Linked DNA regions of Homo sapiens: regions 2 and 3 are each linked to region 1. A link is an interaction called in ENCODE POLR2A ChIA-PET data of the cell type or tissue named here. Cell type or tissue: Panc1. All regions are shown on one strand.

Region 1 (2,500 bases):
TGGCAGCAAACTGAGACCCAGAGAAGCCAAGCTACTTGGCCAGGAATACAGAGCCCCCATCTTCTTGCTCAGAAATCACCATTCTAACTACTACACTTTGCTTCTTCCTCAAACTATTGTCATTGAGTGTTTGGCTAAGACTCTTCACTCACCAATTTGTCAGGTAGTTATTAGAGTTCCTTTTTAAAAATATGAGATGTTCAAGATGATAATTCCCTCTAATCCTCTGTTTCCCCGTTTCTAAATGGGTAATAACACAGCCACCAGCTTCCCAAGTTTGTGACCCTTACACGTGGAAGAGTCATGAAAAGTGGGCAACTCTGTGTACCCAGTGGGTGTTGATGTTACTGTGTGACTGCCCTCTTTGTTCCTGGGTTACTGATCACACAGTACTGAGTGGCTTTGCAAACCCAACAGGGAGACATAGCAGTTTAGTTAACATTAGTTGCCCTATAGCTTCCTTCAGAATTGGAAAGTTGCACAATAAGAAATCCTATGTACTGGATTATTTTAAATTCTTCTTTAAAGGACACTAAACCATCATTAGTTGGGTCCCAGAGACTCACCAAACAGAGCTTAGAGGCAGATACCATTGAGGTTTACTTAGCTAACAAGATTGACCCATGTCTGGCATCCTCCTTTTCTCCTTGGTTGTGTTGCCTGTACATCTCTCCTCCTTATTCTTCATCATTTTCGATGGCCTTCTCTCTTCACTAGCCCTCTAACACACTTTAGAAAATGTTTTGTTTTTTTTTTAAATAACTATTTGATGTATTGGCAAAATGAGCAGTTTTCCTGAGAGTTCTCTGTCTGTCCCGACTGGCACTTCTTTTTTTTTTTTTTTTTTTTCTTTTTTCATATATTGATTTCTTTTAAATTAAATTAAATTTTTTAAAATTTCTGTTGGTTTTGGGGGAACAGGTGGTGTTTGGTTACATGAGTAAGTTTTTCAGTGGTGATTTGTGAGATTTGGGTGTACCCATCACCCGAGCAGTATACACTGTACCCAATTTTTAGTTTTTTTTTTTTTTGAGACAAGTCTCACTCTGTCACCCAGGCAGGAGTGCAGGGGTGCAATCTCGGCTCACTGCAAGCTCCGCCTCCCGGGTTCATGCCATTCTCCTGCCTCAGCCTCCTGAGTAGCTGGGACTACAGGCACCCGCCACCACACTCGGCTAATTTTTTGTATTTTTAGTAGAGACGGGGTTTCACCGTGTTAACCAGGATGGTCTCGAGCTCCTGACCTTGTGATCCGCCCACCTTGTCCTCCCAAAGTGCTGGGATTACAGGCGTGAGCCACCACGCGCAGCCCCAATTTGTAGTATTTTATCCCTCACCCGCCTCCCACCCTTTCCCCGAAGTCTCCAAAGTCCATTGTATCATTCTGGCACCTCTAAAACCAGACATGATTTGTTTTCTTGACTTCGGCTTGAGAGTTCCAATTTCTAACTCTAATGGACTTTAATCTTAGAAAATCAGGGGATATAATCATATGGTAGTGCAAAGAGTATCAAATTTTGTCTAAGGATGACAATCAAAGGGAGCCCTATTTTTTTGTTTTGTTTTTCATCAAATCCTCGAATTTATTCCATCCCTAATTCCGTGGTCCTTCATGGCATTCATAGGGGCAGCTGTGAAGAAAAGTGGTAATGTACCTGACGACTCTCTCCTGTCGGTGTCAGGGTTGCATTTACTATTACTGATCCCAGTAATAGGATGAGTTTGATCTCTCAGCATGAAAAGAATGACCATATTAGGGATTTGTTTGTTCTCCAGACTACAGAAAGTTTGATAACCAGAGTAGGACTTACTGGAGAGATAATGTCAGAATGAATAGAGACTGTCTGTGAGAAATTTGAACGGGCTCAGTGCTGTTACCTACTAGCTAGAAATGGGAAGCAAGGGGATGAATGTGAGGTTGGGGGCATTGAGTCAAGAAGAAGATCAGGCAATTCTGGAGCTAGGTAAATTGGGATCATTCCTGGCTTGTCACATCTACGTGGGACATTTAGACTATCCACGGGCTGGATACCTTAGGAAAGTTCCTTCTGGCTCTGGGACTCACTGCTCTTTCAGCATTGCCAATTTACATCTAGTGTGTTCTTGTTAGAAGTGGAAGGCTCCTCTTCATTTTTGAGCTCCTTGCGCCCTGTCATTTTCTCTGTATGAGAGGGTTTTGCTATTCCTTTTTGAGTGAAAACGACTCCCATAGCATATTGCCATTCACACTCCACCAGGTCTCCCCTTCACACACACACACACACACACACACACACACACACACACACACACCATTCTCTTGTCCTCCCTGAGCCAGTCCTTTCAAGGTTATATCATCCTTTAGTGCCAAGTACCTCCCCTGACCTCTTTCTTCACTCATAGAAAGAGGAACCAGATTTCCCCTGTGTGACTGCCATCAATACAAACAGCAGTTTTGTTTCTGTTATTTCCCCTTTCAACCTAGTGATAAAGTTTGCTGCTGCTGCTCTCCCCACCCCGC
Region 2 (2,500 bases), 66 kb after region 1:
TCTGCACCCTCCACACTCTTCCAACCTCTGCCTTACCCAGTTCCAAAGCTGCTTTCACATTTTAAGGTATCTTTATAACAAGACCCCACTCCTCAGTACCAACTTTCTGTGTTAGTCCATTGTGTAGCTATAAATAAATACCCAGGGCTAGGTAATTTATAAAGAAAATAAGTTTAATTGGCTCACTGTTCTGTAAGCTGTCCAGGAAGCATGGCACCAGCATCTGCTCAGGTTCTGGGGAGGACTCAGGGAGTTTTACTCATGTTGGAAGGCTAAGTTGGGGCAGGCACTTCGCATTGCAAAAACAGGAGCAAGAGCGAGAGAGTTGGTGGGAGGTGACACATTTTACAACCAGATCTCAAAGAATTCACACACTACATCAAGGAAAACACCAAGCCATGAGGTATCTGCCCACGTGACCAAAATCCCTCCCACTAGGCCCTACCTCCAACATTTGGGATTACAATTCAGCATGAGATATGGCCGAGACACAGATCCAAACCATATCATCAATTGCCCCAGTTATTCAACAGATCATGAGAAAAAGAAACAGATGGAGAAGAAAACTGTCAAGTAAGTGACTTCAGTTTTTTTAATGGGCAAGATTAAACTAGAATAAGTAAGTATGTACTCTTTGGAGACAAAACTACAAAGAAAAGCAAGTCAGGATAGTTATTTTCAGAGGAAGGAGGGGGCTAAGATTAGGGACAGGCACAAAAGAATAAAACACCTCAGAATACAGGTAACAAGGGAAGTGAAGGATCTCTTCAAGGAGAATTACAAAATGCTACTCAAAGAAATGAGAGATGACACAAACAAATGGAAAAACATCCCATGCTCATGGATAGGAAGAATCAATATCATAAAAATGACCATACTGTCCAAAGCAATTTATAGATTCAATGCAATTCCTATGAAACTACCATCGAGATTCTTCACATAACTAGAAAAAACTATTTCAAAATTTGTATGGAAACAAAGAAGAGCCTGAATAGCCCAAGCAATCCTAAGCAGAAAGAACAAAGCTGGAAACATCATGCTACTCGCCTTCAAATTATACTACAGGGTGAAAGTTACCAAAACAGCATGGTACTAGTACAAAAACAGACACATGGACCAATGGAACAGAATAGAGAACCCAGAGATAACCCCACACACTCACAACTCTCTGATCTTCAGAAAACCTGACAAAAACAAGCAATGGGAAAAGGATTCCCTATTCAGTAAATGGTGTTGGGATAAGTGGCTAGCCATATGCAGAAGATTGAAACTGGACCCCTTCTTTACACCATATACAAAAATTAACTCAAGATGGATTAAAGACTTAAATGTAAAACCCAAAACTGTAAAAATCCTGGAAGGCAACCAAGGCAATACCATCCTGGACAAAGGAACGGGCAAAGATTTCATGACAAAGACGCCAAAAACAATTGCAACAAAAGCAAAAATAGACAAATGGGAACTGATTAGACTAAAGAGCTTCTGTGCAGCAAAGGTGAGTATCAACAGAGTAAACAGACAACCTAAAGAATGGGAGAAAAAGTTTGCAAACAATGCATCTAACAAAGGTCTAATATCCAGCATCTATAAGGAACTTAAACAAATCTACAAGAAAACAAACAACCCCATAAAAAGTAGGCAAAGGACATGAACAGACACTTTTCAAAAGAGGACATACATGCAGCCAACAATCACATGATAAAAAGCTCAAGATCTCTGATCATTACAGAAATGCAAATCAAAACCACAATGAGATACCATCTCACACCAGTCAGAATGGCTATTATTAAAAAGTAAAAAAATAGCAGATGCTGGCGAGGTTGCAGATAAAAAGGAATGCTTATACACTGTTGGTGGGAGCATAAATTAGTTCAACCATTGTGGAAGACGGTGTGGCAATTCCGCAGAAACCTAAAAACAGAAATACCCTTTGACCCAGCAATCCCATTACTGAGTATCTACCCAAAGAAATGTAAATCATTCTATTATAAAGACACACGCACACATATGTTCATTGCAGCACTATTCAGAATAGCAAAGGCATGGAATCAACCTAAATGCCCATTAATGATAGACTGGATAAAGAAAATGTGGTACATGTACACCATGGAATACTATGCAGCCATTAAAAAGTACAGGATTATGTTCTTTGCAGGAACAGTGATGGAGCTGGAGACCTTAGCAAACTAACACAGGAACAGAAAAGAAAATACCGCATATTGTCGCTTATAAGTGGGAGCTAAATGATGAGAACACATAGACACATAGAGAGGAACAACACACACTGGGGTCAGTTGGAGAGTGGAGGGCTGGAAAAGGAAGAGGATCAGGAAAAATAACTAATGGGCACTAGGCTTAATACCTGGGTGATGAAATAATCTGTACTATAATCCTGCATGACTCAAGTTTACCTATATAACAAACGAGCACATGTACCCCTGCACTTAAAATAAAAGTTAAAAAAAGATTGAGGGCGAGGCCGGGCGCGGTGGCTCACGCA
Region 3 (2,500 bases), 1.9 Mb after region 1:
ATTATTTATTTGCTCATTTATTAAACACATTAAGGATCCATTAAACACCACTGCCACTGTGCTAAGGTCTGGGGACTTAGGAAAAATCCCAAAAGACATAGTTCCTTGAGTAGCATATTGCCTGTTGGAGGAGTTCCACTTTTGTTAACACTTCGCCTTTTTTGTGCCCCATAATATAACATTTGATTATATTCTACTCCTTATTACTCTCAAATTGATTTCCATGTGTTGATTTCTCTTCCTGAACCAGAAATAAATATTTTTGGGAGACTGGGTTGCCAGAAAAAATACAGGACATCTACCTAAATTTGAATTTCAGAGAGACATTAAATAATTTTTTTAGTATGAGTATGTGGCAAATGTTGCATGGGAAAATATATCTTAAAATTTTATTCATTGATTATCTGAAATTCAAATTTAACTGGGCATCTATATTTTTATTTGTTCAATATGGCAACCCTCTTTAGGGCAAAGGCTCTCTAATATTTTCCCTACATCTCCAAGGACATGTGACACAGAACTGGATGTACAGTCAGTACCCAAATAAGCAATCAGTTGTCTTATTCCTTTAATGTAGGTAGAAAGTTATTCTTCCTCCAAAGATAGGGACAGTGACTATTTATATTAGCTGGTCCAAAGGTATGTAATTGTGGTTTCTTTTTTCTTTTCTTTTATTTCTTTTCTTTTCTTTTCTTTTTTGAGACGAAGTTTTGCTCTTGTCACCCAGGCTGGAGTTCAATGGCTTGATCTTGGCTCACTGCAAAGTCCGCCTCCCGGGTTCAAGCGATTCTCCTGCCTCAGCCTCCCGAGTAGCTGGGATTACAGGAGCCCCCCACCACAACTGGCTAATTTTTGTATTTTTAATAGAGACAGGATTTTGCCATGTTGGCCAGGCTGCTCCTGAACTCCTGACCTCAGGCGTTCGGCCCACCTCGGCCTCCCAAAGTGCTAGGATTACAGGTGTGAGTAATGGCACCTGGCCAATGGTTTTTTACCATTACTTTTAATGGCAAAAAACACAATTATGTTTGCACCAACCTAATACTAGTTCATATTCACATCATAGCTAAATCAACTGTGATCTAAAGTAAAGAACAGACTTCCAGGAAATGGTGGAGTTTAGGATATGACTCCTAAATATCACATTAGGAGAGGAGGCCGGTCCTACATTTGTTTTTGTTTTTGTTTTGTTTTGTTTTGTTTTGCGGAAGGATAGGGCAGATGAGTTGCCTTTTAGTTCCTTACATTCCAAACCTGAGTTTTACATAAGGCATTGGTATGTTGGTAACGTAGAGAAACAACTTGTTCTAACCTCAATTACTTAGATAATTAACCATGGAAATTATACCTCAAATAATATTTTTTTCACTGTAGCACTTTGCAATAAATGACCATTTTTCTAGTTCTACAGTGAATATTATGACTGAAAATTACTGGGATTTCCCTAAAATCTCAGCACTTGATGAAATGACTTCACTTGAACGCCAAGAAAGCAATTTTTGCAAAATAGCACCCAACCTGATTTCAGCAGGTCAATTTCTATTTGCAACACCAACTCTGAGTAGTGCTTTTTGGACCTTGAAAATGTTCTGCTACCTGGTATTTACCAGTAAATGTCCCACATATAGCAGAATACTATACAAACAGGAGCTACATCACATAAAATGTGACTTCACAATATTTGAGCTTTTTTATACTTGCTTTTCTTAGCCAGGAGTTCTGAGTTCTCATCTTGGCTGTACAAATGGGTGCTGTTGTTAACAGAAGGAAATTTTAGAGATGACATTACTTCCTGTTCCTATTTCGAGACCTCTGGGTATTCTATTCCCTCACTGTTTGAGCCTGCCTGCTGCTGACCTTGTTCTTTGCCTCCAAGGCTTTAGGTAGGCTGCTGGAGGGAGGTAACAGAGGGGTTGTACAAATGGCTCCAAAGATCTTTACCAGCTCTGTGACTCACATCACTAGTCCTCTAAAGATTAAAAGGTGTTAAATTTTCATGTGTCTTGAGGAGGTAGAAAGGTTTATTTGTATTTTTTTCCAGGGAATTTCCAGGTGGAGAAAAAATAAACTGAATGATTCACCAGAGTAAGAAAGATGCAAAAACTTTATTTTCTTTAGACTATAGCAAATCCTCTATTACTCAACCTAGTTGCACAAAGTTACCAACTGGTTACCAACTTTCAAATCATTTGAGCATAGTAAAATATGTTTAATAAAATTATAGTCAATACACTATTAAAACATTTTATTCTGAAAATTTTCATAAATTCATACAAGTAGAAAGAATAATATAATAAATCCCCCATGCACCTCTCACTCAGCTTCAACACCTGTCACTGTTTTGCCAGTTTTGTTTTATCTACTAGCCACCACTATTTTTTTTCCTAGAGTGCTTTACACCAAAACTCAAACACTGTGTCATTTCATCCTCTAATACTTAAGTATGCATCTCTATTTGACAAGGACATTTCTAATATAACCACCATGCTGTTATGACATA

Evidence for each region. Peaks named below come from ENCODE experiments on the same cell type or tissue, not always from the same donor. Only the 100,000 strongest peaks of a DNase experiment are listed, where the experiment ranks them.
Region 2: POLR2A ChIA-PET joins it to region 1 with 10 read pairs; 2 of 35 experiments call an interaction of 5 or more read pairs at or near these places.
Region 3: POLR2A ChIA-PET joins it to region 1 with 8 read pairs; 2 of 35 experiments call an interaction of 5 or more read pairs at or near these places.

The regions. Positions count from the first base shown.
Region 1 is chrX:45,753,758-45,756,257 of GRCh38, reverse strand. It overlaps MIR222HG (miR222/221 cluster host gene), which reads left to right. Exons shown (of 2, transcript NR_170290.1): 2 at 1-2,500. Among named protein-coding and RNA genes, the nearest start is that of MIR222, 7.9 kb to the right of the region's middle. In Panc1, no CTCF peak of the experiment used is centred here; no DNase peak of the experiment used is centred here; H3K27ac peaks cover 358 bases.
Region 2 is chrX:45,687,464-45,689,963 of GRCh38, reverse strand. No RefSeq gene overlaps it. Among named protein-coding and RNA genes, the nearest start is that of MIR221, 58 kb to the left of the region's middle. In Panc1, no CTCF peak of the experiment used is centred here; no DNase peak of the experiment used is centred here.
Region 3 is chrX:43,892,011-43,894,510 of GRCh38, reverse strand. No RefSeq gene overlaps it. Among named protein-coding and RNA genes, the nearest start is that of MAOB, 11 kb to the right of the region's middle. In Panc1, no CTCF peak of the experiment used is centred here; no DNase peak of the experiment used is centred here.